Linked DNA regions of Mus musculus: region 1 is linked to region 2. A link is a loop called in an ENCODE intact Hi-C map of the cell type or tissue named here. Cell type or tissue: left cerebral cortex. All regions are shown on one strand. Links, peaks and the distances in the headings refer to the core of each region. The heading gives the core; the rest is flanking DNA.

What was found. Peaks named below come from ENCODE experiments on the same cell type or tissue, not always from the same donor. Only the 100,000 strongest peaks of a DNase experiment are listed, where the experiment ranks them.
Region 1: a loop joins it to region 2, with 2.4 times the contacts of the local background. A loop is called at or near these places in 3 of 42 quality-filtered maps.

The regions. Positions count from the first base shown.
Region 1 is chr17:27,676,383-27,691,558 of GRCm38, reverse strand. All of the region lies in intron 1 of Pacsin1 (protein kinase C and casein kinase substrate in neurons 1), which reads right to left. Among named protein-coding and RNA genes, the nearest start is that of Pacsin1, 28 kb to the right of the region's middle. In left cerebral cortex, for the core only: a CTCF peak has its summit at 6,484 (motif pointing right); DNase peaks (open chromatin) are centred at 3,889, 5,316, 5,913 and 6,458; H3K4me3 peaks cover 3,703 bases; H3K27ac peaks cover 3,804 bases.
Region 2 is chr17:27,632,201-27,647,376 of GRCm38, reverse strand. It overlaps Gm15420 (predicted gene 15420), which reads right to left and starts at 12,133. Exons shown (of 2, transcript NR_167724.1): 1 at 11,946-12,133; 2 at 10,509-10,807. It overlaps Rps10 (ribosomal protein S10), which reads left to right and starts at 12,133. Exons shown (of 6, transcript NM_025963.4): 1 at 12,133-12,173; 2 at 12,902-13,051; 3 at 13,134-13,305; 4 at 15,021-15,098. The coding sequence starts at 12,902. In left cerebral cortex, for the core only: CTCF peaks have their summits at 7,317 (motif pointing right) and 8,386; DNase peaks (open chromatin) are centred at 4,634, 8,145, 10,625, 11,028 and 1 more place; H3K27ac peaks cover 4,699 bases.

The DNA.
Region 1 (15,176 bases), core at 3,209-11,208, 44 kb before region 2:
CAAAGCGCCATGTCCTCTTAATGACAGGGCTTTCTGTCAGGGGTCAGGAAGTGGCTGTGGCCGGCATCTGGCACTTCCTGGAACATGCCCAACAGGCTCCTGGACTTCCTAGACAAGAGGCTACCACATCCAGTTTCCCTCCAGCCTTTCACCATCAGTAAAGACAGGTGGTCACCAGGCCACACAGAGACGGAAAACGCACAGGCTCAGGGATGTAACTGTGGAGAGCGTGTCCAGGGGGCATGGGAACATGACGAGGTTGAGGGGGGGGTGACATCATTCCATGGGGACCAGCTGCCCAATGAGCCAGCATGACTCCAGGCCACAAGGGTCATGGCAACAGCCAGCAGGCACCAGGGTTGTCTGTCCTATGCTTTGTGCACGGTGAGCAGCAGCTGGGGCTCATGTCCCACGCCCACCTGGTTAGACTGAAGGGACACACTGCAGGCACTGTATGCTGTCTGTACATCCCTCGGCAGAGTGGAGGCTTTGGTAGTGGCGGGGCGGGGGGGCATAGCAAAAGAAGCTCTCCCATTATGTGCACACCCATGGACAGCCAGCCCTGGGGGGTGCAGGAAGTTTGGGGGCAGAAGAAAGGGGGAGCTGCAGACTGCTCCCCTGTGCAGCATCATGGGAAGCCCTGCTTAACGAACCCCCTAATGCTAGGGTTGGGAAATGCACCACTTTCTCGGGCATTTGGACCAGGCATGGGTTCCTAGACGTTCTGGCTCCCCACCCCCCACCCCAATTCATGATGGAGTGTCCTCAGATGTCACAGCCTCAGAAGCAGTGTGAGCTGACAAGTCGCCCTCCCCTCATGCTAGGCTGAGCTGCAGCCCCTTGCCACTGCTGGTGACAAGCTTAGCTGTCCCCAGCTAGTATTTACTGGGTGTCTAGTGTGTGCTAAGTGCTTGTCCACACGTAAAGATGGAGAAACTGAAGCACAGGGCAGGTAAGGTGGCACATCCAGAGCCACTGAGGTGGTAAATAGTGGGACTGGATCTGCCTACAGCTACAGTTCCCAATGGTCTGGTTCCTTCTGAGCCCCACTCCAACCCCCGGGAGGTGAGGAGGAAGTCAGATACAGGGATGAGGACAGAGGCAGTGTGGGAACTAGAGCTTTGCTGAGCGCTCTAAGAGGTGTCTTCCCAGAAATCCTTAGGGGAGGGACTGGTTGTCACTTCAATCATGAGGAGACCTAGTGTTCCAATTAGGACTTGACCCTGGCAGAGGGGCTGCACAGTGTATAGTCTTACAACACAGACTGGAGCCAGCAGGCTTGAACTCATCTGCACCTCAGTGGTCCCATCTGTAAAAGGGGATGATGTTTCTGAAGTCACCCTTTATTATTCATTAGCTGCCCCTGGTGTGGGAACTGTGGCAGCCCTTTCAGGGGAGCCCTCTCTATGTGAGGCCAGTGCACCCCTGGTGGGGTTCTAACTGCCACCAGCCACTGGCCACCACTGGGGAGATCCTGGCTACATCTCTTAATGGAGGACAGAATCTCCATTTCCCTATGTGTGAGGTGGCAAAACAACACCTGTGGGTTCTGGCCCCCTCCTGGTGTGCTAGCCTCTTCTTTAAACACACCCTCTTCCTCCACAACCCATGGAGATAGGCTCCTCAGTATAGTAGGGTAGGTGAGGCTCAGGTAGAGCAGCAGGCCAAGGTCACAGTGGGCAGGAGACTCTGGGCTAGCAGGGTCCTCCCCTGTCCCTGCTCCCAGGTGTTCAGCCCAGCACTGCAGTGTCCCTCCAGACCTCCTGGCCAGCCACAGCTGTGTCAGATTCTGCTCATGCCCAGTGACTTCCATCACTCTCCTTCCTTAGCGATGGCAGGGCAAACTCTGTACCGGCTGATTTTGTGTGTCAACTTGACGAGGGCTGGAGTTATCATAGAGAACAGAGCCTCCCTTGAGGAAATGCCTCCATGAGGTCCAGCTGTGGCATTTTCTCAATTAGTGATCAAGGGGGGAGGGCTCCTTGTGAATGGTGCCATCCCTGGGCTGGTAGTCCTGGGTTCTATAAGAGAGCAAGTTGAGCAAGCCAGGGGAAGCAAGCCAGTAAGCAGCACCCCTCCATGGTCTCTGCATCAGCTCCTGCCTCCAGGTTCCTGCCCTGTGTGAGTTCCTGTCCTGACTTCCTTTGGTGATGAACAGCAATGTGCCCCACCCCCACTCCAGTCCCTGAGCCTCCTCTGGTCGCTCTCCCTCAAGTGTGCCGCTCCTCTGCCTCTCCTCCTGAGTTTCCAGCCCTCACCCACCCTCTCCTCACACCTCTTCTTCAGTGTAGGTTCAGGGTACCACCCCGGCTTTGCAGTGAGCTGCCCATGCCATTTAGGACTGAAGGTGGGGTTCAAATCCCAGCTCTGACACTTCCCAGTTATGGGCGGGCTACTTCAACTACTGGTGTCTCAGTTTCCTCATTGGGAAGCTGGTTGAGGGGAGGTCCACACCATATAACCTGGGGCAGAGGTAGAAAGCAGTGGGCAGAGGTAGGCCTTGTTCTATGGCCCACACCTTCAGCTAACACAGGAAGCTCTCATCTCGGACACCCCCTCCCCGGGAGTCCAGGCTCCCGGCTTGCTTCTTCTTACCTTCTCTTTAGACCTCTGCCTGAGAAAGCTACGGTGATACCCAGCTGTTATCCCAGCACTCAGAAAGTGCAGGAGAATCAGGAACTCAAAGTTGTCCTCTAGTCTATAGCTAATTTAAACAGGTTTGAGCCATAGCAGACCTCCCATGTCCCCAACAAACCAAACAAATGCTAACCACCTGATCTGCGTTTCTACACCTGGAGCTCCCCAAGGGGCTTCTTTAAGAAATGATAAACTCAGACATTAACTGCCAAAGGAGGCAGGAGGCAGGAGGCAGGATCCAGCCTGACCTCTGCTGCAGAGAAACAGGGAGACCCAACGCCCAGTGCTCACTGACTGAGTAGCCAGAAGCTTAGTGGACTCCGCCAGCAGAAGGGGTTAGAGGGAGCCCCAGACCATCAGGGGGCAGCCTCTAGCCCAGTCTTACCCACATCCTCTCTGCACCATGCAGGCTGAGTTCCTCCCTCTCCCCTCTGTAAGTCGCCTCCAAACACAGCCCTACCTTCAGCCTGCTTCTGGCCTGGCGAAGGAGCTAGCTTGTCCAGCCCCACAGATCAGCACAGCTTCCCTGGGTGAGCTGTTCCTGAATGGAAATGCATAAGATGCCCCCACCACCTTAGGGTGCACACATCCCATGAGGTAGCTGGTGACAGTAAAGAATGCCCAGGCACTGGGAACCTAGAACTGCCCAGCAGGAGTGAGGCTCCGGCTTCACCCCAGGGCTTAGATCCAAGACCGAAGGGCAGGCACAGAGATCCGAGGGATTCTAGCTCCCACCTTCCATTTTTAGGTTTTCAGGGATTCTACCTCCCTGCTTGCCTCGGGGCTAAGTTTGGGGTGGTGGTCCTAAGTGAGGCACCCATTGGTGGGGAGCAGACATGGGAGCTGGCTTAGAGTAAAGCCACCTTTTCTCTGGTCTGAGTTCATGGCCCTCTCCAGGCAACAAGCTGTCTGTCCTGAGCTCACAGCATCCATGCCTGCCCTGAGCAGAGTCAGGGATGCTGGCTATGTGGGCGTGGGTAACACTACATCCTGCTAAGGACGAATCAGGCTCCCCCACCGTATAGAATCCAGGTGACAGGGAGACGGGAACATTGGCTCTCTTTGGTGGCAAGACAGGTGTGGTGAGGGCAGATGTAGCAGCTTGCTCACCCTACTTTTCAGTCTCTCAAAGGGAGTCACATCACCAACCCTGCCTGGGCGCCTGGTTATGACACTGCCCTCCCACTTCAAGGACCAAATCCCAGAGCCCAAAGCTCCAAAACCCCTGAGGCAGGGACTCGGGCTCTGTGTGGCAGCAATGGCTCTCAGGAAGGATGCCAAGCGCAGCCGGGGAATTCTGAGCCTCTGGGGATGAAATTCTAAAGGGGTTGGACAGGCAAGAAATGGGAGGACCAGCAAATGACAAGGCAGGCTGTGCTTTGACAAGTGCTGTGGAGAACCTCGGCACAGAGGAGGGCAGGGAACAGCAGCCGGGGCCAGCAACCACGCTACTCAATACAGATGGCCAGAGAAGACCATTCTGAGGTGACATTTGACCTGAGGGAGGTAAAGGAAAGGGCTTTGAGAAGCACTCAGCCAGAGGACCCAGCCAGTGCAAAGGCACTGAGGTGGAATCAGGGCTTCTATGGGTTAGGTGGTTGCAGCAGATGGAGGGGGGAAGGGGGGATGGGGACGGGGGCGGGGCCAGGGAGTGGATGCATCCTGGTCTTCCAGCTCAGGATACCTGACTTTTTCTGTCCCAGTGATACGGGAGCCACTACCAGGACTGAGGAGATGTGAGGTGTGGTCTAGGTTTCATTTCCAAGGCTCTCTGAGAAGCCCACAGGGAGAACAGAGCCTTGTAGCTCATGGCTGGAGGGCAGGGTACTCGGGAGAGTCGGTTACAGGAAGGAAGAGAAGGCGAGTGCGGAGATACTATGCCTCTGGAGTCAGGAAGACCTCTACTGCTAAGAGGAGTGGAGGGGTGACTTCAGAATTGGGCTCTGGGCAGCTGACATGGACTGAATGGAGCTGCTTTTGGGAGCCCAGGACCCCGTCAGCCCCAGGCCTTTGAGTACCAGGACCTTCCTTGGGCTCTCTCTTAAGTAGAAGAAGCTCCGAGGAAAAGTGGGGTCTCAGCCTGGTTTCCAAGCAGGTGGTTTGGTTGCAGACAACCAGAGATGAATTACGTACCCTGGGAACCCCATCCTGAGTCTAGTGGCAATGGAGTACATGCCAAATATCATGCAAAAACTGAACTCTGCCAAGAAGAGGGGGGTGGGGAGGGGGCAGACAGGGCAGGGAGGAGGAGGCAGAGGTCACTCAAGGGGCAGTGCTGGCTAAAAGCCTCTGTCTTCCAGACATCACTAAGCCCAGCTGGGAGACCAAGCTGACTGTCTGAGGCCAGTGGGTCTGACCGCAGAAGGCAGGGCAAAGCAGCTCAAAGCTTCAGTGAGGGAGGGAAGAGGTGGGGAGCCGGAGTTCAGAGAGGTTTATCTGCACCCCTGTCCCCATTCTTGCCTGCAAACCTCTGGTCTCTCACCTCCCAAGCCCCTGAGTTTAAGGCGTGAATCCGTACCCACACTCCCAGACAGTGTACTCGAAATTTGCAGAAATCAGCACCACCACAAACCACAACAGGTTCCCACCCTGCAGCGGGTCCTCTGACCAGAGCGCCCAGGGAACGTTAGGAGGCCCACGCTTCTTGAAGGACCAAGCTATGCCAGGGTGGGTGTGCTGGCTCTGTCCACTCTCAAGGTAGCCCTCTGAGCAGGATTTCCTGGCTACCCCGATTCAGCTCCTCCCAGTGCCCCCTCCTCCGAAGCAGCAGCAGCGGTAGCGTCTCTGCAGTGTCCCTGTTCCCAAAGTAGCAGGGAGCAGGTCCCCAGGAGCACCGCTGCAGAGGGGCAGAGAAGCAGAGGAAGGCCACAACATAGAGATCCCCGGCTGGCTGGGGCCTGGGACCAGGAGCCCTTACAGGTCATCCCATTGGCAAGAACAGCACGGAGGGGGGGGGGCGACCGGGGGCGGGGGGGGGGCTGACTCAGCCCACTGTACAAGCCCACCCAGGAGTCACCCCCAGAGGTTCTGGTGTCAAATGGGAGGTTCGTGACAAATGGCCAGACTAGCAGATCTCTGCCCCAAGGCCAGTGGGTCTGGCCGCAGAGGGCAAGGCAAACCATCACGACAGTAGGGATGGGAGATGAGCGCCCTCTCTCCACGCCTGGCCCCTCCCTGTCTGGCACCGACCTGGGGGAAACACATAGCGCAGTGGTAAGACTCTAGCCCCTTAAACCCGTTGTCCCCAGGGAGTGGGGCAGCTCTAGAAGTCTGTGGTACTGACAGGGAAGGAGATACAGAGGAGAAGAGACAAGACGACAGACAGGAGACAAACCCGATGCGATGCAGAGATCAGGTCCCTGGCCCCCAGAGCCCCTCGGACCTGTACGGACCTGCACAGACCTGCACGCTAGTTACCAGGTGCAGCCAGCAGGAAGAGGGGCGCTGGGTCCCCACTCTCCACGCAGACTTCTCCACACCCCCCCCCATCGCCTACCTGAGCCGGGCTGGGCACCAAGCAGGGGACAGGTGGGCGCTTACTGCCCCCGCTGGGCCAAACCAGGGTCGGACGGGCTGGCTGGTCACCTGCTCCGTGGCAGCGGGCAGGGCGGGAGGCGTCTGGCGTCTGGATTGGGGCTCGGTTCTCGGGGTCCCCTCCGGCGCGCTCTGGCTCGGGAGGCGACAGCGCCCGAACTGCAGGAGCCAGCTCCCCGCCCCCACGCGCCGGCCTCCCCCCCTCCCGACCCGCCTCCTTCCCCAGCCACCCACCGCCCGCTGCTCGTTTCTATGGCAACCGGGCAATGCTGCGCAAAGACGTCCTCCCTGGGTGGACAGCAGGGGACGCCCTCTTTCTGCACCACACCGCGGTGATCCGGGCGCAGGCGCGCCTCTCGTGAATTTTCGCTGCCGGCACGGGTTTGCCGACATCCCCCTTGGCCGCCAGCCTCGCTGCATGGCATGTGATGCTCTGGTCTTCACACTTCACTGAACCCTAAGCTTAATCATTGGGGATCAGTGACCAGACCCGCCCCGCCCCGCCCCCGCCCCCGCCCCCCAAGTTCTGCCATATTGACTGAAATACTGACACAATCTAGTACCTTAAGAGTTCATACCCATTATACGGATTCATGGATTTACATTCGAGACTGTGTTGTCCTGACTAGCTGGGGCCTCACTGCGCAGACTCACAGATCCTCCTGCCTCTGCCTCCATCCGGAGTGTGGATAGAGAAGAGCCAGCATACTGGTACTGCTTTATTAACAATAATTGACTGGGCAGTGGTGGTGAAGGCCTTCAGTCTCAGTACTCCACTCGGGGTGCAGAAGCAGGCAGGTCTCTTTGAGTTCGGGGCTAGTCTGGTCTACAGAGTGAGTTCCAGAACAGTAGAGGCGCGCGCGCATACACACACACAGACACACATACACGGTATTTTGTACATGCATGTGTGTGTGGAGGCCAGTGGAAAAGCTGGAGTTTGGTTCCTTGGGAGCTCAGCAGTTGGCCTGCACTAGCCAACCATAGAGCCCTATTGTCTCCACCTCTGCAGTACTGGAATTATAAGCATGTACCACTATGTCTCTGGTTTTTATGTAAGCACTAGGGATCTGAAGTCCGGTCCTTAAGCTCTTGAGTAAAACACTGACCGAGCCATCTCAAGCTTCCCGGGTTTTTTGTTGTTGGTTTGTTTGTTTTAAGATTTATTTCATTTATGCCTGTGCCTATGGACACCGGAACCTTTGCTTCTCCTGGAGCTGAAGGGCCTCCCAGATTTGGATTCTGGGATTCAAAGTCAGGTCCTCTGAAAGAGCGATACATACTAAGCCATCTCTCCAGCCACCCCTGTGTGGCTGTGTGTGTGGCCGTGGCTGTGTCTAAGGCTGCCCTTAAATTTGCTACTTGAACTCCTGATGTTTCTGCCTCCATCTCTGCAGAGTGTTCCATTTTATAGCCTGGATCTGGGCCTCAGAGTCATGAGAGCTCTCCAGTTGGCAACTCTGAGGCCCCTCAGCACTGACCTCTAGACAACACTACACACACATCTGACCCACACACCCAAGTGACCATCTGACCACACACCCACACATCAGCGCACACTCCCACTCACAACATACATGTCTCTCTATTACATGTAGTCACATGCATGCATTTCCACAAGTCTGTGAACCAGCTCACCTGTGCACATGAAGCATCACACATCCTTAAGACTTTGTGCACACATATGTACACGGATCCAGAATCCACAACACACAAACTTCCTATATCAGCCCAGCTTCCCCTCTGAGCCCTCAGCCTGGGTGTGAGGATGCTCCCTGAACACAGCAAAGTGCCCTGAGCTAGGCTTGAACCAGGAACTGCTCCACAGATAGGGTGTAGCCATGGGGTGCACCCGATGCTAATGAGCTGGACCATTTGGCTCAGCTGTGTGCTGCTGAAGGAGAACCCGTAGGGCAGAGTCAGGTCACCGCTGCCCCACCCTGTAACTCTTCTTTGTGAGCCAAACTTGATGCTACATGGAGCTCCTGGCCCTGGGCTCACTCACCCCTAATGCTGACCAAGCCACCTTCTGAACTCCAGAGTCCACACAGCCCTGTGGATGGACACAGGAGAAGTGGTGGCCAGAGACAAGAGGACCAGGGTCCAGGATACACAGCATGACTTACAGGACATCTGTCCCCAGCTGACACTACAATGAGGCCTGAGACAAGGGTCCCTGTAGCGTCTGTCTGTCAGGGACCCTTCTCTGCTGCCGACAGCCTTGTCTGAGAAAACACACACACACTCGTGCACGCACACATTCTGTGGCTGAGACCACTCTGACTCACAAGGACAGGGTTGTGCTATTACTTATGACTCAAGGTTCCCTTCCCATATATTTCCCCATCTGCATCTCCTCGTCCTCCCTGGTGATAGATTAGGCAGAGCCTCCTATTCCCCAGAAGTACGGTTCCCTGTGCCTATGGTATCTTTGCACACAGTTGTTCCTAGAACAAGATCCGTGCAAGACACACTCTGGGGTCACAGAGTTCCTCACACGTTCAGGGGGTCCCCAGCCTCCCCTGCTAAGATTCACGCTCCAGTCTTGTTTCATGGGCCGAGTTCCACCCCACCCCAGCACTGCCCCCCAGAGAGGGCAGATAAAAAAAGAAGACAAAACCTGTTTTGATAAAACAAAATGGGGGGGAGGTCTGTTTAGTTTTGTTTTTCCTTTTTTTGGTCCTGGGCACTGAAGCAGGGCTTCACTCGGATGAAGGTGTTCTACCAACATGCGGCACCCCCAACCATCTTTCTAAAAAAGAAAAAAGAAAGGAAACAAAGAAAACAATGTATAATCTTGGGGCAAGAAAGCACTTGGGTTAAGCGCCTTGGCTGCTCTTTCGGAGGACCGGAGAGTTCAGTTCCTAGAACCTATATGATAGCTTATGACTGTCTGTGTGATGGTTTGTATATGCTCTGCCCAGGAAGTGGCACAACTAGAAGGTGTGGCCCTGGTGGAGTGGGTGTGGCCCTGGTGGAGTAGGTGTGTCATTGTGGGTTTTAAGACCCTCACCCTAGCTGCCTGGAAGCCAGTCTTCCATTAGCAGCCTTCAAATGAAGATGTAGAAGTCTCATCTCCTCCTGCACCATGCCTGCCTGGATGTTGCCATGTTCCTGCCTTGATGATAGCGGACTGAACCTCTCAACCCATAAGTCAGCCCCAGTTAAATGTCCTTTTAAGAGTTGCCTTGGGGAGCTGGAGAGATGGCTCAGTGGTTAAGAGCACTGACTGCTCTTCCAAAGGTCCTGAGTTCAAAACCCAGCAACCACATGGTGGCTCACAACCATCCGTGATGAGATCTGACACCCTCTTCTGGGGTGTCTGAAGACCACTACAGTGTGCTTACATATAATAATAAATAAATCTAAAAAAAAAAAAGAGTTGCCTTGGTCATAGTGTCTGTGCACAGCAGTAACACCCTAACTAAGACACTCTGAAACTTCAGTTCCAGGAGCTCTGACACCTTCTTCTGGCCTCCAAGAGTACCAGGCATGCATGGGGTGCAAGACATACATACAAGCAAGAAGAACACTCATAAAATAAAAACTGAATCTAAAATTCTGCAGAGGTTGAAATACAAAATGGCCCACTTTAGATTCACACGTGTATCTCCCTCACTGAACAGCATCTGATTGAGTGTTTTTCAAAAGGAGAAACGAGGCAAGTGGAAGACAACAAGAACAGCATTAAAAAGAGTCCATAGAGGCTGGAGAGATGACTCAGTGGTTAAGAGCACCAACTGTGGGACGGCCGTGGTGGCACACACCTTTAATCCCAGAACTCGGGAGGCAGAAGCAGGCGGATTTCTGAGTTCGAGGCCAGCCTGGTCTCCCAAAGAGAGTGGGAGACCCTCTTGGCCCAAAAAAAGAGTACCAACTGCTCATCCAGAGGTCCTGAGTTCAAATCCCAGCAGAAACACAGTGGCTCACAACCACCCGTAATGGGATCTGATGCCCTCCTCTGTCTGGTGCACTCGTCTATCATGCAGGCACGGCACGCATGCAAATCGCATGTTCATATAAATAAATATGAGAAAAGTGAGTCCGGTGGTGGACTGTGAGATTGTAGTTAACAGGGGAAAGGCAATTTTAAAAGGAACAACATGGGATCAATAGGAATAAGAGTTTGGCTTTATGATGAGTTTTATAAAGACAATAAATTTACTTATAAAGGACATAGGATATTGTGTGTGTGTGTGTGTGTGGGCCAGGTGTTGGGGTACAAACCTTTCATCCAGTACTAAGTAGGCAGAGGCAGGCAGATCTCTGTGAATTCAAGGCCCCCTAATCTACACAGTGAGCTCCAGGACACCACAACTGTGGTGGTTCGAATATGCTTGGCCCCATGGGAAGTGGAACTATTAGGAGGCATGGCTTTGTTGGAATAGGCGTGGCCTTGTTGGAGGAAGTGTGTAACTGTGGGGTGGGCTTTTAGCCCTCCTACTGTTCACGCTCTTCCTAGTGTAGAAGGAGACCCTCTCCTGGGTGCCTTCAGAATAAAACATAGAACTCTTGGCTCCTCCAGCACCATGTCTTTCTGGATGCTGCCTTGCTTCCCCCCCCCCCCCGCCCCCATGATGATAATGGCCCAAACCTCTGAACCTGTGCGCCAGCCCTGTTGAAATGTTTGCCTTTATACAAGCTGCCATGGTCATGCTGTCTCTTCACAGCAATGGAAACCTAAGACAAGAATCTTTTTAACATCTCTTTTAATCTTTTAAGATTTTTTTTTTATGTCTATGACTGTTTGCTGAGCCGTCTCTCCAGTCTCACAATTTTTTTTCTTATGTGAGCGTGTGTGCACACGTGTGTGCACATATGCCCACCCCTATGAGGTGGTGAACTTCTGGAAGTTAGAGGAGAGCCCACGGGACACAGTTCTCTCATTTCACCACAGGGGTTCCAGGGTTGAGCTCAGGTGGCCAGAGTTCACCACACAAACCTTTATCTGCTGAGCCATGTCACCAGCACCCCCAACAAGTCTCTATTTCTCATGTGGGGACAGGGTCATGAGAGGTTGCCCAGTCTGGTTTTGACCTCATTCTGCAGCCCAGGCTGGCTGTCACCTTCCATCGTGGTGTGTACCACAGGTATACACCACCAGGCCCTGGTTCTTAGTAATGCCAAGATCCTAGTCCACATTCACCACACAAGTCCCTGTCAACCAGAAGACTGCTGCCAGTCGAACTAAGCCAGCCACAGACTACAGGAAATACCACAACACTGGAGATGTTGGTGCAAGGTGGCTAGCCTGCCCCCACCCCGCAGTGAGCTAGAGGACTCAGTTGCCCTGCCAGGCAAGAGAAGGCCTCAGCACCTACTAGGAAACAGACTCTGAGACTAAGCCATCTTCCCATGGTGAGAAAGTCAAGAAAGGGCCTGACTGGGCCTCTCTGCGTCAATCTTTATGATCTTTGTGACTGCATTAAGAAAGACTTAGCTGGAACACATGGCAAAGAGCCACTTGAAGTCTGTAAGGCTTAGAGCCAAGGTTGGTCCTCACCCTCAGCAGATCAAAGGTAAAACAGTCAAATTGTATCGGAAGCATGAGGTGAGGACCAGGGCCAACATCTAGGAGTTGGCTGCCAGTTTTCCTCCGGCAGAGAGGGCTCCAGAGCAGAGGCGCTCTGGAGAGGGTCACAGCTGGGGTGGGGAGGGGCTGTTTTCCAAGGTGCTGTCACACACACACACACACACACACCAGCCCCCAAGCCAAGTTCATCTTTCCTCCAAAGAGAGGTTCCACCCAAGACGATGACAGCTGCCCCTCCCAGTGAGTTTAACCTAGCCCATCTGCTTCCTGGCAGACCAGAGTCCTGCCATCCCACACTCTGATACCAGACGGACCCTGTGGGAGGAGCAGACCCTTCCCTTCTCTCTATAGAGAGAGTGTACTCTCTACATCACCCATACCATTAGCCTAATCTGGCCCACCTACATCAGGGAAGCTCCTCCCCCGACCCCGTGACCCAGTCACAGTCTTCTGCTCCCCCAAGTGTAGCTCCAGTTCTCCCATGACTGACCTTTGCCCTTGTTCCCACCCTTTAACCAGGACAGCCTAGACAAGGCCAGTGTGACGCAGAGGCCCACACAGCAGCTGCTCTCAAGTCCTCCCCTATGACACCCACTTCTGTCACCCCTGCTGTGGCTTCTTGCCCAGCCCCCAAAACACTCACCGCCCCTGCCCCCACCCTGGCACAATTATCCACGTGTTCCCCAGCACCAAGACCAATGCAATCAGGGCTCATTAGCTGTTGATTTGCATGTCATTTGCATAATGTTCTCTTGACTGCAAAATGCCAGAATCCTCCCCAACCCCTGAGCAGCTTTGCAGAAATATGACAGACAAGGCTCCACTGAGGGTCTGTATAGGAGGCTGAACACATGGGCGCTGGGAGGTGAACAGGCAGAAGCAGTATCAGAGCCCTCAGGCCTAGAGGAGGGCACTGGACGATGACTGAGCAGCCTGCTGAGTCCAGGCAGCAGGCACAGGGCTTGGTAGCTATGAAAACAGGAGTCTTGGGACAGCTAAGGCTCCACTGCTCAAAACCTGGGTCCAAGGCTGGGGATGAAGGTCAGAGGGAGAGGACAGACCTAAGCAGGTGGATGGGTAAGGGTTACACACACACACACACATACACACACGGATACACACAGATACATATACATACACACATACACACACAGATACACACACATAGAGATGACACACAGATATACACACACAGATACACACTCAGATACACACACACACACACAGAAGGAGACAGAGAGACACAAAGAGACAGAGAAACAGAGAAAAGAGACAGAGACAGCAGAGACAGAGACAGGGAGCAGGTACAATCTGTATTGCCCATCAGACAAGTAGAACTCTGGCTTCACCACAGGCATCCTGCTTCAGAATATGCACCTCACAAGCCTGGGGCTCTGTGTATGAGATCCTCGTCCGCTGGGCCGTGGTGGCACACACCTTTAATCCCAGCACTTGGGAGGCAGAGGCAGGCGGATTTCTGAGTTCAAGGCCAAGCCTGGTCTACAGAGACCCTCGTCCAATGCACAGCTGGAAGATGAAGCCGGCACCAACACTGTGCTGTGTCTAGATAAATCCCACGCTAGAGTCTTGAGTATGTTCAGCCAGTATTTCCTGAACACCTACTATGTGCAGTGCTACCCTTCAGAGAAGGGTGGGGCACACAGCAGATAACAAGCCTTACACCATCCATAAAATCAGGGTCATTTCATGCCAAAAGGGGATTTACATGATAGATTATGCAATTTCAAATGCTAGCCCCTGTTATCTGGGAAAATGAAGCTGGCTAAAAGGAAAGACGGTGAGTGTGAAGCCATTTTAGAGCTTGTGGTGCTCGGGGATGGGGCCCAGGGATGTGCTCTACCACTGAGCTACACCCCCGGGCTACAGCCTCTCTCTGAAGAGGTGACATTTGAACAGACCTAAATAGAGGGAGAGAGGGAGATGTGTGATGATCTGTGGGCAGAGCATTTCTGGCAGAGAAAACAGAAAAGGCGAGTGTCCTGAAGTTGGAGGAGGGGGTGGGGGAGGAGGAGGATGGGACCCAGAACTACTGGATGGGTGGATGGGTGTAGGGTGGGCAGGTGGATGGACGGATGGATGGGCCAGGTGTGATGTGCACACCTTTAATCTCAGCACTAGTGAAGCAGAGGCAGGTGAGTTCAAAGCCAGCCTGCTCTATATGGTGAGTTCCAAGCCAGGCAGGGCTATAAAGTGAGACCCTGTCTCAAGAAACAATAGTAGGTAGATGGTCAGGTGGATGGGGATGGATGGGTGAGTGGGTAGACAGGTGAGTGAGTGGGCGAGTAGGTAGCTAGATCATGGATCAGTGGATGGGGGGGGGGGAGTGGATGAGGAGATGATGATGGGTGGAGATGGGGTAGGTGAGGTGGTTGGGTGTCGAGAAGAATTACCCAGACAGAGAACAAGGCCAGGGTAACAGAGAGGGAAGTGGGACTCCAATGCTATAGGACTTTGTCAGCCATATTGAACATCCAAACGTACTCTACAATGAGGGAAGGAGCCTTTCTTGTTGGTTCCTTGGAAGGACTCAACAGCATAATAAAAACAACAGGGGGGGGGAGGGGAGCAGTGAAGTCTAGAGAGAGAGAGAGAGAGAGAGAGAGAGAGGGAAATCGCACAGAGCTCAGAGACTATTCAGTCTGAACCATGGGAAGATGGGTATTTGAGAGGAGGAACGGCCAGAGGCTTGCTGGCACTGGAAGATGGAGCATGCTCACTTGTCTGAGGCCAGAGAGAGGAGGAGAAAACAAGACCTAAAAGGGCATTCAAAGAGAGGGCAGAAAAACAAACAAACAAAAACACCCAGATAGATAAAAAATGCAAACCAGCAACACCAAGGCAAAAACAACACTGGGTTCTCAAGAACCAGAAGCCATTGGCGGAGAAGCAGCCCTTGGTCCAGGGGAAAGCAGACCACAGTGGCTTGCTCAGAAGATGGAGGCTGGGCTGGTGAGAAAAGAGCTGTCCCACCCAGACCCCTCACCCCCACCCCCATCCCCACCCTGGTCCTGAGAGGCTACTCGTGTGGGTGACTTGGGGTCAGGTCTCAGGGAAGGACTCCGAGAGCAGGAGAGTAAGGTGGATAAGTAATGAAGCCTGGCAGATGACAGGCTGACAGGCTCCAGTTCTCTGGAGTTCACTATAGTGTGAGCTGAAGTAACAGCATAGCAAAGTAACAATTATCACGCCGTTATCGCTTTGTCTCGGTGCTCTCCCAATTTAAATCAGCTTAAAGGACTTTCCACTGAGGGTAGGCTTTTCTAATCCTCCTCAAAGAATAAAACAACATCAAAGTGTGACTCAGATACATATTAAAATATACATTTAAGTCGGGTATGGTGGAGCACGCCTTTAATCCTGTCCCTGGGGAGGCAGAAGTGGGAGAACCTATGTGAGCTCAGACCATCTGGGACTACATAGTGGGATCTAGAACAGCCAGGACTACACAGTG
Region 2 (15,176 bases), core at 3,513-11,512:
TGTTGCTCTCTGCTTCTCTGCTTTTTACTGCTTTTGGGTCTTTTGTTTTGGCTCTCAAGTATGCGTGAGTGTGCATGAGAGAGAGAGAGAGAGAGTTTGAGAGTGTGTATGTGTCTATGTGTGAGTGTGTGTGTGTGTGTGTGTGTGTGTGTGTGTGTGTGTGTATACACATGAGTACAGTCTTTGTGAACTCATGTATGGGTATGTGTCTGTGTGTGAGCATATGAGTACAGTCTATATGTATTCATGTATGTGTGTGCAAGAGTGTGTGTATGTGTATGTGAGCGTGTATGTATATGAATATAGTCTCCATGTACTCATGTATGTGTGTGTATGCATATATGTATATGAGTGAGTATGTGTGAGTGTGGGTGAGTGAGTGAGTATGGGTGAGTGTGGGTGAGTGTGTATGTGTACACATGAGTACAGTCTCCATGTACTCGTGGACGGTGTGTGAAGGGCAGAGACTTATGACGGATGACTTCCTCCTCTGTCACTTTCCACTTCAGTCTTTGTGATGGGGTCTCACTGACTCCGGAGCTAACTGCCTGGGCCAGGTTGGTTGGCTTGTGACTCTGTCTGTCCCCTCAGCACAGGGATGACACACATGTTGCCACCACACCTGGAAGTTTCACACGGGTTTGGTCCTTATGCTCGTACAGTAAGCGCCTTACTGACTGAGCCACCACCACCTCCCCCAGGCTCCAGTCTTGAGGGGATGGTGTTTTATTGCCAGTGAGTGGGGGCTTTGCCTGCTTGTATGTCTGTGTACCATGTGTGCCTCGGATGTGAGCTTATCTCAAAACACAGCAGAGCTGGTGTGTTGTGCTGGTACAGGACTTTGATCCCAGTGGTAGAGCGGGTGGGTTTCTCTGAGTCCATTCTACAAAGCCAGTTAGTTCCAGACAAGGCTACGTAGTGAGACTCCATCTCGGAAGCAAAACAAAACAAAACCCAACAACGACAAAACAGGGTGAATAACGGACTGTGTTCTTCATAAGGGAGGTTACTGTATGTCCCAGGATGTCATCGATACAATATAAAAATGACCTCAGTAAACAATCAAAAGTTCTAGCCAGAGGCAGCTTGGAAGGTCACCAGAGGATTGTGGGTACGGCTGGCAGGAGAGCGGCTCACAGACAGAGGTGGAGACGGCTCAGCTCTCCCTACAGGGTACTCATGCTGGTACAGGACTTTGATCCCAGTGGGTTTCTTTGAGCGGGTGGGTTTCTCTGAGCGGGGCTCGTTCTCTGGTAGAGGTGGAGTGGGGGCGTGGCTGGGAAGGAGTGATTGGTGTTTTCTGCCAAGGGTGACTCCCTCCACCATCTCTGGCATCTGTCTTGGTCTCTGACCAAAATACCTGTGGTGCTCCTAAGTGGCAGCGTGCCCTGTGTCCCTCAGTCCGCCCTGTCCATTGGACTCTACCTGCAGCAGAGTGAACAGAGTGAAACAGGGCCCCATTTTGGAGCACAGCCTGCCCTGCCCCCCACTGATCTTGAACTCAAACCAGGAAGAAAAGCCACGGAGGCAAAGGCAAAAGACTCAAGGACAACAGGGTCCCCAACAGCCCTCCAAAGCTCTGAGACTTGGTCAGAATGTAACACATCCCAGCACCTGAGCCCCGCCTTACTGCCTGGTATGGTTGGCGCTGACCTTGGAGAAACTGCTGCAGATCAGGAAACCACATTAAGTGAGCACCTGAGATGACCTTGGTCCCTGACACCTTGAATCAGTATCCCTTAATGAGAACCACCTGCAGTAACGGCGAGCATCACCATGTGAGGCTACCTGAAGAAGTGTCCATTAAAGCCAGGCCCGAGACATTGCTGTGGCTCCTGGTTCCAGCTAAGAGCTTGGCAGCTCATGTGTCTAAGTGTCAAGGATGACTCTGAACTCCTGATTCTCCTGCCATCATCTCCCAAGTGCTGGAAGACGGGTCTACAGCAAGTGTTTGGAGTCTCAGAACACAAGGTACTTTCCCACAAAGATGTCTGTCCCTGAGCTGGCTGATGCAAACCCAGCCAAACTAGAGATGTTCTGAAGCTGAGTCCCCAGCCCCATCTGGACTCAAGAGGCCAAGAACAGAAGATTTACAGCTAAATGCAGAGCCATCTTGACCCAACCCTCCATCCGAAGTGGAGGCCCCTGCCCTCCCCAGCTTCTTCTATATCCCTCCATGATGGGACACGTGTTTCCCAGCCTAAGTCTTTCCCCACGCTCCTCCCCACCCCCAAGGCTCACAGCAAGGAAATGGGAATCCCACTGCCTATGTAACACACTCTTAACAAGCAAACAACTTGTTCTTAAAAAGTATCCATTTGCCGGGTGTGGTGGCACACGCCTTTAATCCCAGCACTCGGGAGGCAGAGGCAGGTGGATTTCTGAGTTCAAGGCCAGCCTGGTCTACAAAGTGAGTTCCAGGACAGCCAGGGCTATACAGAGAAACCCTGTCTCAAAAACAAAACCAAAATAAATAAATAAATAAGATAAAAAGTATCCATTTTTAGTTTGTGTATATGGGTTTTCTCTCTGCATGTGCATATGAGCACCATGTGCATGCAGTGCCCATATAGGCCAGAAGAGGGCGTCAGATAGCCTGGAACTATCATCACAGGTGTCTGTGAGCTACCCTGTGCGTGTCCTGGCTATTGACTTCAGGTTCTCTGGAAGAGCAGCCAATGATCTTAACTGTTGAGCAATCCCTCTAGCCCTAATTTTCTGTTGTAGTTTTGAGACCAAGTTCTTGAGTTTGTGGTCATACCACACTGAACACACCTGATCTCATGTGATTTCAGAGCCTGGCTCATACTTGTATGAATGGAGGACAGAGTCTCGTGCAGTCTAGGCTGACCTTAAGCTTGCTATGTACTGAAAGCTGGCCTCAAGCCCCTTGACCCTCCCGCTTCCATCTCCCAAGTTTGAGGATTACAGGCATGTGGCACCAAGTCTAGCTAAGTCTTTCATTTTAAAAAGACACCTTGTGTGTAGTGGGGGTTGGAGGGGTGGGAATAGGGTGGAGGTGGTAGGTGTGCCTGTGTGTGAGTTATGGGTGCATGTATGTATGGGTGCATGTGTGTGCTTGTGTGCATCTATGTGTGCATGCATGTGTGTGTATGTGCACACGCGTGTGCACACACGTGTTTTATTTCGTTTTGAGACAGAGCCTTAGGGTGTAGCCCTCCCTGGCCTGGAACTCAAAATCCTCCTGCCTCAGCCTCCCAAATTCTAAGATGGAGGCTGTGCCACCACACCAGACTCTAGCTGCAGGTTGAGGGTCAGCTTGAAGACATTCCGAGTTCAGGGCAACGTAATGAAATGATGTCATTGGAGATGAACACGGAAGGGAGGGTGGCTCAGCGCTCTGAAGCTCCCAGAGGCTTCTTCATACCTCCCAGGCGGCTTCATGTGAGGCTCCTCCCCTCTGTGAGCGCAGGGGCAGAAATCCCCTTCTTACTGAGGGACCAGGACGCATGTGGGACCTGACCAGAGGCAGGGTCAGGCATAGTGAAGTGGGCCCATCGCCCTAGTACTTGGGAAGCTGAGGCAGAAGTGTGATGAGTTCTTCGAGAAGGGACAGCCTGGGCAATAGTGTGAGTTTCAGGCTAGCATGACCTACAGAGTGAGACTCTATCTCAAAACGGGGGGGGGGGGGGGGGAGGGGCAATAGTGCCCCACGCCCTTGATCCCAGCACTCTGGAGGCAGAGGCAGGCAGATTTCTGTGAGTTTGGGGTCAGCCTGGTCTTCAAAGTAAGTTCAAGCATTGGCAGGCAGAGGAAGAAATGTCTTTTGGAGTTGGAAGTTAACCTAGACTACAGAGTGAGTTCCAGACCAACCAGGGCTACACAGGGCTACTGAAACACTGCCTCAATAAACAAACAAACAAACAAACAAACAAATAAAAAAAACAAAGCCGTTTAATCTTCACCTTGATGTGATAAAACGAGGCACAGAAGACATCTGGGAGAGGCTCAGAGCCCGTTCCTGGTTTAGACACAGCTTCTTCTTCTTCACTGGGGAAGTGGAGCAGCCATATGGCAACAGCCTGGCTGGCTTTGCCGCTGGGGGGGGAGGGGGAGGAGTTGAGGAAGGAAAGGAGAGCGCACTGCTCTCTATCCATCCAGTGACAAGGCTTCAGGGGGCAGCTGGGCTTAGTCCCCCACAGCTATGCCCTGGGCACAGCGAGGTGGGGAAGAAGAACCACTTTGGGGGTTGTTTACATTATTGTTGTTGTTATTTGTTTGTTTTAAATGTGATATATTGCCAAAAAAGATGTAGAATTCCTGATCCCCCTCCCCATCTTACCCAAATGCTGGGGTACAGGTGTGAGCCACCATGCTAAGTGTATAGGGCTCTGTGGTTCTGGGGGCCTCCAACAGAAGCCTCATAACACCCCACCAGACGAGCCACATCCCCAGATCCTTTAAAGTGAGCTGACATGTCCGTCTCCCACTTCATCTGCCCTCAGCTCGTGTTCTGTGAGTAGCGGGGAGCTGTTATGTTAGAGAGATGAGAGTTTCCAGGTCAAAGACAGAGAGAGCCAGCCTCCAGCACTCCGGGGCTGTGAAACGCGTCTTCAGGGCTGCGGCCACCCACGCGGATTATTTATGGTGCTGTCCGTGAGCTGATTTGTGATTTCTTGATGCTCCATCTGGCCCTCACTGGCAAAGCTCCCAGCTTGACTTCCCCTGGCAGGGCCATATGTCCTGCCAGCCCAGGGAGGCCTGACAGCAAGGGGGGTGGGAGGCAGAGGAGAGCTAGTTCCTTGCCACTGCCCTGGCTGCCTGTGCTGGGGCCCCTAGGATCCACCGAGCAACTGCCTGCCTGGGTAGGACTGGGACAATGGGACTCCTCCTCCCCACCCTTTGGTGACATCACTGCCAAGTGTCCTGAACCATGCAGATGGCACTTGCATGGGCTCTGGATTGGACAAGCCTAGACTGGAATCTTTTTTTTAAAAGTAATATATTGTAAATGAGTGTGTGTATGTGTGTATATGTGTATGTGTGTGTGCATGTATAGGTATGTGTTTATTTTTTTTTTCTTTTTTATTCCCACACTCCACCCACAGGTATGTGTTTATTTGTGTATATGTATGTATGTATGTGTAAATGTATGTATGTGTGTATATGTATATGTGTGTATGTATAGGTATGTGTGTATGTGTGTATATGTGTGTAGATGTATATATGTGTTACTTATGTATGTGTGTATGTGTGTATATATGTGCATGTATGTGGGGTTTTTTCTTTTTTTTTTTTTTGGTTTTTTGAGACAGGGTTTCTCTGTGTAGCCCTGGCTGTCCTGGAACTCTCTGTAGACCAGGCTGGCCTAGAACTCAGAAATTCACCTGCCTCTGCCTCCCAAGTGCTGGGATTAAAGGCGTGCACCACCACGCCCGGCTGTATTTGTATTTGTGTGTGTATGTATATGTGTGTATGTGTGTATATATGTGCATGTATGTATATTTGTGTGTGTATGTATATGTGTGTATGTGTGTATATGTGTGTATGTGTGTACATGCATGTGTATGTGTGTATATGTGTATGTATATGCATGTGTTGTGTGTATATGTATGTATGTGTGTGTATATATGTGCATGTATGTATATGTGTGTATTTGTGTGTATGTGTGTGTATTTGTATGTCTATATGTGTGTATGTGTGTATATGTATATGTGTGTGTGTGTATTTGTATGTCTATATGTGTGTATGTGTGTATATGTATATGTGTGTGTGTGTTCTTGTCCCTCACCATGTGTCCAAGCTACCCCCACCCAGTATGGCAGGAGGCTCCACCACTCTCCATTTCACCAGCCTGATCTGGAATCTTCAAGAATGGCAGTGCTCCCTACCACTCTGTTCATCAGAATACAATCTGTGTTCCTCCTCTTGAGTCCCAGAGGGTCTCCAGACTTGCTCCAACATGAGGCTCACAGCTCCTGCTTGCTCTGACATGAGGCTCACAGCTCCTGTTTTTGCTTCTGTCTGGAAGCTTCTACTGGGCTAGAAGGAAGCCCCCATCACTGAACAGTATGTTGCCAGTAGGGGAGAGAGGCCCCAAGCTGAGGCTTTGTGGACCTTCTAGCCTAGTCTACCACCAGCTCAGAGAGCAGCTGTAGGGTCACCAAGATGTGGCAGGCAGGGTTTACCCTGGGTGACCAGTGATGCCCACAATGCAAGAAGGTGAGGACAAACCAGTAACAGCCACAGGGAAACCAGGCAGCCAGAGTAAGAGATGGTGAGGTGGCCCAGGCCTGTCAGATCAACACTCAGAAGGTAGAGGTGAGAGGATCAGGATTTCAGCCATGAGGCCCTGGGTTTGAAACACCCAGAACTCAGCACCACGTCAGCAGCATGTGGCGGTTCATGTCTGCAGCCCAGGATCTGGGAGCTGAGGCAGGAGACTCAGAAATTCAAAGGTGTCTTGGCTGCATACCAAGTGTGAGCCAGCCTGGGCTATATAGTAATAATAACAATGATAATAATAATAATTAAATGACAAGAGGCCCTGTGTCAAACTTTATAAATAAACACCAGGCACGGTAGTGCTTGCCCGCCTCAATCCGAGCACCTGGGAAGCAGACACAGGAGGACTGCTGTGAGTTCGAGACCAGCCTGGTCTACATGGTGAGTCTCAGGACCTCTGAATTGTGCATCTAAAATGGTGATTTAAAATCTGTGTGTGCGCACACCTGTGTGCCAGTGTGTGTGTGTGTGTGTGTGTGTGTGTGTGTGAACCGTACGTGTGTGCAGGTGCCCACGGATACCAGCAGAGGGTATTGGATCCTCTGGATCTGGAGTTCCAGGCTGTTGGAAGTAGACTCACTGGGTGCTGGAAACTGAACTTGGGTCCTGTGGAAGAGCAGCAGGTGCCTTTAACTAACAAGGTTATCTGTTCAGCCCCTCAAAAAGGTCATTTAAAAAATTAACAGAGCTGGGCGTGGTGGCACACGCCTTTAATCCCAGCACTCGGGAGGCAGAGGCAGGCGGATTTCTGAGTTCGAGGCCAGCCTGGTCTACAAAGTGAGTTCCAGGACAGCCAGGGCTACACAGAGAAACCCTGTCTCAAAAAAAAAAAATTAACAGGAATAGAGATAGCCTTTGTGGACTAGCACACACACACACACACACACACACACACACACACACACACATATTGTGGGCGGACATTTTGCTGCCGGTTCTCCATTGTCAGAGCCTTTACCCACTGAGTCCTATGACGGTCAGTTTTATTTTTTTAATTCTTTTTTTTTTTTAAGATTTATTTATTTATTGTATGTAAGTACACTGTAGCTGTCTTCAGACACTCCAGAAGAGGGCGCCAGATCTCATTAGGGTTGGTTGTGAGCCACCATGTGGTTGCTGGGATTTGAACTCAGGACCTTTGGAAGAGCAGTCAGTGCTCTTAACCACTGAGCCATCTCTCCAGCCCCGACGGTCAGTTTTAAAGCCAAGTGGTCTCATGTGCTTGCAATACCCCCACACTCAGGAGGCAGAGGCTGGAGGATGGTGTGTTTGAGGCCAGACTAGGCACGGTGGCCCAAGCCTTTAATGCTAGCGCTATGGAGGCAGAAGCAGATGGATCTCTGTGAGTTCAAAGCCAGCCTGGAGGCGTTTAGGGGAGGAGGGAGAGGAGACAGGGTCTTTTCAGGGTGTGGTGGCACATACCTTGTGTCCCAGCAGTAGGGAAGCAGAGGCAGGAGGGAGGACTGCCACAGTTTTAAAGCCAGCTGTGGACTATAAGAGCGTTCCAGACGAGTCCCAGGCCATAGAGACAGTGTGCAGAATCATCATTCACGAAACGAATCCAGGACACAAGACAAAAGATCTAATGGGCTATAAATTGGTACCCATTTCCCGGCCTCTGCTTTTCTCACCTTGGCGCTGGTTTAATCTAGTGGAGGAGAGACACAGAGGCAGGCTGGGGTAGAGGCACTATCCAAAACAGGTAAAGGTGTGGTCCCTACAGGGTCAACCCTGGATGGTTTTCCTGTGTGGAGGGGACCACCAGACTCCACGCAGAAGAGTCGAAGCCTTATCCAACGCACCAGATGTAGACGACGCAAGCACGCGTGGGTGCGCGATTGCGTTGGGAGCATACCAGGCGCTGTCTACCTACGAACCACAACCTCCTGCGCTGAGAGCTTTAATGGGGCCTTGCAGCACAGATGGCTCTTCCGAGGAGCCTCTGTGTGGGTGGGAAGAGGCGCCGCGCTCCAGGCTCGGAAAGCTATTCTAGGTGTGTGAAGGGCGATTGCGAAGAGGTGAAACACAAGCTGTCTGCAGAGCATTATCTGGGTTATTGTTTGAGGGGGAAGAGTTTGTCTGCATCCTTTGCCTCTAAAGCCCCAGGGGGTCAGTGGCGCTACCAAGGTTGTGCCCATAGGGGGCGCTGCTCCCCCAGGCCTCCTCCTGTTCCCGATTTAAAGGCCTAAGAACTAAGCCAATACCAACTATCTTTATTGATTTCCCGCCTGGGGAGAACCCTAGGAGGCCCAAGAACCTAGACCCCGGCTTCTGCTCTGGGTTCCCGACTTCAGCTGCTCAGCTACATCTGGGCCACCAGGTCGGCTTACATACTTTCAACAGTAAGATTTTCTCAACCTTCCTAATACTGTGTCCCTTTAGTACAGCTCCTCATGTTATGGTGGCCCGACCATAAAAGTATTTTTTTGGCTACTTCATAACTGTAATTTTGTTACTGTTATGAATTATACTATAAATATCTGATATACAGGATATCTAATATGTGAACTTCTCCTCCCCAAAGGGTTGCAACTCTCTGGGGTGTATTGTATATTGCATACCAATTTAAAAAAAATACAGGGCTGGAGAGATGGCTCATTGTTTAAGAGTACTAAGTGCTCTTCCAGAGGACTGGGTTCAAATCCCAGCACCCACATGACAGCTCACATCTGTCTGTAACTCCGTGGTCTGTAAAAGAAAGGAAGAAACGAAGGAAGGAAGACAAGTGCCAGGCCAACTGTAGATATGTCTGCCCTGGCAAGCATAAAAGCCTAGGCTCAGTCTCTAGCACTGGATAAAACTGCAATGGTTGTGCCTCTGAGGTAGCTGTGTGGGTAAAGGCACTTGCCACTGAGCCACTGAGCCACTGAGCCCCTGAGCCACTGAGCCTGACCATTTGACCCTTTGCCCCCCACGCTGAAGGGAAAGAACCAGCTCTCTCTCTTTTTAAGATTTATTTTCTTTCTTTCTTTCTTTCTTTCTTTCTTTCTTTCTTTCTTTCTTTCTTTCTTTCTTTCTTCTTCTTAATGAGACAGGGTTTCCCTGGCTGTCCTGAACTCAGAAATCCTCCTGCCTCTGCCTCCCAAGTGCTGGGACTAAAGACTTGTACCACCACCACCCGGCTAAAATAATAATAATAATAATAATAATAATAATAATAATAATAAAAGACGAGCCTTCAGGCTCTGAAGTAAAGAGCCAGCTCCAGAGCTCCTGACTGCACCCAGAGCTAGAGCCGTTAGCATAGGGACTGAGGGGAGACTCTGGTATTTCTCTAAACCTCAGGGGCAGCTTTGTTGTGTTTTGACTTGGGTCCACTAGAGGATTCTGTTACAGTTTGTCTTACAAAGGCAGTCTCTTTAAAACATACCTCACCACGTCTGCTGTTGTTTGAAATCCTCCAGAGGACCCCTGGGAGAGCAGTCAGTGCTCTTAACCACCCCGGCACCCCCCCACCTCCTGTAGCTGAGGATAAGCTTGTACTTGCCGGCCTCCTGCCTCCACCTCTCAAGAGCTGCGGTGACCGGGTCTTAGCCACAGCACACCAGGTTTATACTTTATACAACACTCAGGGCTTCCTGAGGGCTAAGCTGGGATGGTGCCAGCTGAGCCACAGACTCTCACCGCTCCGGCCGAGGTCACATTGTCCTGGCTGTTGTCACCCTGGCTCTCTACCACACAGAGCCTTCTCTGCCTCCTCCCTCTTCTGAGTCTTCTATGTAGGCTTTGGCTTCCCCACTCCCACTCCGCTATTCGCTCCTACCAGGCTCCAGTCATTTTCTTTGTATGTTCTTGGCATATTATGGGTTTAAATATTGCTTGGGGCTGGTGAGATGGCTCAATGGGTAAGAGTACCTGACTGCTCTTCCAAAGTTCTGGAGTTCAAATCCCAGCAACCACATGTTGGCTCACAACCATCTGTAATGAGATCTGACACCCTCTTCTGGTGTGTCTGAAGACAGCTACAGTGTACTTACATATAATAAATAAATCTTTAAAAAATATATATTGCTTGATGCATGCATTGCTCCTATCCACTTCAGCCCAAACGGCTTTTAGGCCCAGTGTTGGGGCCTGGGTGTCTGGCAGTTGCAAGGTAGCCAGGGAATCCCAAGATATTTATCCTACATCACCAGAAATTTGGGAGCTCTTGGCACAAAACCAATACAACTGAGATGAAGCCAAGCGTGGGGGTTGGGGAGCACAGTTGTCGGGAAAGATTCAGATGGAGCCGGCAAAGGTCACAAAGGAGAGCAGAGTCCTCAGGAACAAAAGGCTTTTATGGATTTCCTGGGATGAGCTAACTGGAGGGCCCATTAGTTAACAGCAGCGTGGGAGGCAGAAGCAGAGGGTAGCTAGGAGTTCCAGCCCAGCCTCATCTCCAGCCGGCCAGTCAGAGACTCCGCCTGGAACTATCTTGTTTTAGATGCTTACAGCCGCACCTGGTTTCTCAGCACTTGAGGCTGTGGCTGGGAGATCTCAAGATTGACCGCAGCCCAGGCTACAGAGCAGGACCAGACTGTGGCAGCCCATCTCAGTCCCCCATCAGACAACTGTAGACCTGCGGTGGGTGGAAAGACAGAAGTTAAAGCAGCATGGGGGCGGGGGAGGGGAGAAAAATTCCTCCCCTTGGCTTTCGTGTTGATTGACAGACAGTAAATGTCAACACAATACAAATTGTCTGTAAGGAGTATTTTCAGGAGCTGTCCTCCCAACCAGAGGTGAGGCAGTCCTTCACCTCCTCCGGTGCTGCCACCACGCATGGTCAGTTAATTTGATGCTGGCTTCGTGCTTGTGGCCGGGGTGTTGAGAAGACAGCTCATCAACCAGGCATGGTGGTGCACGCCTGCAATGCCAGCATTTGTGAGGCAGAGGCAAGAACAAAACCTTGTCTGCAATAAGCGAACACACACAATAAAGAAACCGTTTAGTCAGACAGGTAAAGGAGAACTAGAAATTAAAATCAACAAGGTGGGGTGCATTTCTTTGGGCATGGCTGGTTTTGTTTTGAGACTGTGCCTCTAGCTGGCCTGGAACTCGCTGTTTACACCAGGCTGGGCTTGAACTCAGGGAGATCTGCTTGCCTCTGCATCCGTACTGCACATCATGCCTTGCCTTTTAAATTAATTACTATTATTTATTATTATTATTATTATTATTATTTTTTTTTTTTTTTAGGGAGGGTCTTACTTGGATGTGTCTCGCCTGGACGCTACCCTGCCTGATGACTAACATTTCTTTTTTTGTTTGTTTGTTTTTCGAGGCAGGGTTTCTCTGTGTAGCCCTGGCTGTCCTGGAACTCACTTTGGGGACCAGGCTGGCCTCTGAAATCCGCCTGCCTCTGCCTCCCGAGTGCTGGGATCAAAGGCGTGCGCCACCACGCCCAGCATGACTAACATTTCTTATTTGAGAGGCTTTACGAAGCGTAAGTAAAATTTACTCCAGTATAAGCAGGGTTAATGGGGATGTCAGTTTCTTCCTGCGAATGAGTCTGGAATGTGTAAAAAGTGTACCAGCCATGTATGCTTTTTTTTTTTTTTTTTTTTTTTTTTTTTGTCCTTCCGGGACAAGGTCTCAGGTAGCTCAGGCTGGCCTAATCTATCCCTGAACTCTTAGCCCTCCGCCTCCATCCCCACCGGGCAATGCGGACCGGCCTCTCTGCACCAAGCGCCTGCACCCCAGCTCCGGACACAACTCACGGGCTAGCAATCTCCAGGTGGGGGCGGGGTGGAGGAGGGGGCGGGAAGCGTAGCGGGATGGCTCGCACATGCGTCCTAGCACCGTCCCCACTCCTCAGGCACTGCCGAGGGCACCCCAGGCAGCGCGCGGGTCCTGCAGGGAGGCGGAGCCGCGCAGCCCGGAAGAGACGCTGCGCCGCGCACGCCCCTTCCTTTCCAGCCTCCGCCTCGGACCCTGCAGCCGCCGCGGTGAGTTCCTCCGGCGTCCGGGCTCCATCTGTCGCCATCCGGGCCGCAGCGCTGCCGTTGAGGGCCCGCGTCCTCCGGGGGAGGCGAAGGCCGTACTCGCCCTTCCAGCCGCTCGCCGCGCCGTGCCCAGAGGGCTTTTGTGGGGGGACGCAGCTCTGCGACTCAGAGTCGACTGAAGAAGACCGGCGTCCCGATGGCGGCGGGTGGAGGAGAGGAGTTTGAAGGCCACGTGTGGCGGGAAGCGCCCGGGCCAGGGGTTCGGCTCCCGCCTGCGTGCGTCCCTTTCGCGGCAGACCCCCTCTCTCCTCCCTGCTACCCTCCGGTCTCTGCGTTACCTTTGGGGAGGACTTTTCAGGGGAGCACCGAGCCCGTTACTTTAGTGCTCCCTCTGCGCAGGAAGTGGAGCCCTTTCTCTGGCCCCTCCTTGTATTCTTTAAGGAGTCCCCCGATTTTGCTCTAGGTACGACCTCTGGTTCTGATGGCCCCCAAGTATGGTTGACAAGGTTCTGTGTCTACCTCCCACCCCCAGTCACTTGGCTGTGAGAGCCGTGACAGCAGATACATGGGTGCCTTTTGTGACCCTATTGCATTAACTTCCTGGTAGCTTTCCTCCAAACTGTGGAGGTGGAGGGACCTGGTCCCTATGGTGCCTGTCTGGCGTTTTCACCCTGTGACAGTGGTGATTTGGATTCTGGCCATGATGCTAAACCGTCACGTCTTTTTTGCAGATGTTGATGCCTAAGAAGAATCGGATTGCCATCTACGAACTCCTTTTTAAGGAGGGCGTGATGGTCGCCAAAAAGGATGTCCACATGCCTAAGCACCCGGAGCTGGCAGACAAAAATGTGCCCAACCTTCATGTAATGAAGGCCATGCAGGTGTGGAGAGGGACACAGGTGGGAATAGGTCTGCCCTTCCCGAGGAGCCAGCTGCTGACTGACATGTGTCTATGTCCTGCAGTCTCTCAAGTCTCGAGGCTACGTGAAGGAACAGTTTGCTTGGAGACATTTCTACTGGTACCTTACGAACGAGGGCATCCAGTATCTCCGAGACTACCTGCACCTACCCCCGGAGATCGTGCCCGCCACCCTGCGTCGCAGCCGTCCCGAGACCGGCAGGCCTCGGCCCAAAGGTACTGATTCTGATTGCCCCAAGGGCCGCCTCAGAAACCGTTTTTTGGGGGTGTATTGGTTGCACAATTGCTTTTGAGATAGGGTCTCATGAAACCCAGAGGGGCCTTGAGGTCCTTATATAGCTGGGAACTTTAAACAATCTCTGATCCCATCTCAGCCTGAGGGTTGGAGGTCACAGGTGTGTTCTACCTCTCACAGCTTAGACTTTTTTTTTTCTGGTTTTTCAAGACAGGGTTTCTCTGTGTAGCCCTGGCTGTCCTGGAACGCACTCTGTAGATCAGGCTGGCTTCGAACTCAGAAATCCTCCTGCCTCTGCCTCCCTAGTGCTGGGATTAACGGCGTGTGCCACCACGCCCGGCTGCTTAGGCATGTTCTTAGAGCACAGTGGTGTCAGGGCAAGATCTCAGGTGATATCCCAGAATTCTGTGAGATGGCCTTGAATTTGAACAGTTTTCATGGCTACAGCCTCCCCCAATGCCTGAGTGTGACCCGGTGGTGTGGCAGAGCACTGTCAAGCAGAGTGGTTTTGTGTATTTACTTGGCCAGGGGAACAGAAGTGAGGAGGAGGAGGAGGGAGAAGCCAGCTGTGTATAAGCATGACCTGAGGGTATGCTTGGGGGGGGGGTGTCTGGAACGTCCCTGGTTCCTGAGATCACTGCTGGCCTGCAGTCCCTTGAACTAATGTAGTATCTACAGGCTGAAGTGATGGGGTAAAAATATTCCTGAACACAGTTGGGTTTTCCTGGAGAGTGCTTAGCCCAGGAAGTTGTGCAGAGCACACCTAAGGGATCCTAGCAGTTAGGGGGTCTGTGTCTCTGCTGAATGAATACCCTGGGTGAAACCAAGTTCGTTAAGGAGCCCGTGGTGGTGCATACCTTTGATCCCAGCACTTGGGAGGCAGAGGCGCTGTTGAGTTTCAGGACAGCTAGGACTGACTATACAGTGATATTTTGTGAGTCACATAAAGTCAAACCAAAAAATAAAAATTAGAAATTTGTGGCAATAATTTGGGCACTTTGAGACAGGGTTTCTCTGATTGTCCTAAATCAGATCAGGTTGGCCTTAACTCAGATCTGCCTGCCCCTGCTTCCTGAGTGCTGAGATTAAAGGTGTGTGCCAACCCACCCAACCTTCCAGGTAAAAATGTTAATCCTACCTCCCGCTCAGGAAGCAGGGGCAGGCTAGGCTATAGAGCCAGATCCCCTCTAAAACCATTCTAGGTGGATATGTGCTAAGTAAGTCCCTCTGAGTGGGGTGTGTGGGAGGCAAGGGTAAACTGGAAGGTGTGTGGAGGTATGGAGACAACTTTGAAAATTGTGTCTTTTCCCAGTGAAATCTGTGGTCAAGTTTAGGTCTCTGAGATTTCATAGCATCGTTTATGGACTGAACTGCCACTGGCTGCTTGCTTGTGGTCTGGTTTTTTGTTGGTTTTGCTGTCCTGGAACTCACTCTGTGCCAGGCTCCTGAGTGCTTGGATTAAAGGCTTGTTACCACCACCCAGCTTGTTTTAACCAAGATGTGAGGAACCGAAATACTGGTAGTGATAATTTCCTGTGGGGACATCAAAGTTTGTGGCACTGTTCTGGGTGTGAAGGACTGATACTCCTTTATAGTCTGGCTCCCAGAGAGAGCTGGAAGCACACCGCACTGCCAGCTTCTCCTGCTCTTCAGTCATTTGCTGCCCTGCACTCACAATATCTTTTGGTTTCTGTAGGTCCAGAGGGTGAGCGACCTGCAAGATTCACAAGAGGGGAGGCTGACAGAGACACCTACAGAAGGAGCGCTGTGCCCCGTGAGTATCTCCTCTCCTCTGCCTGGGGTTGAACTCAGATTCTTAGCAGCCCTCCATGGAATGCAGTCCTTGCTGCCA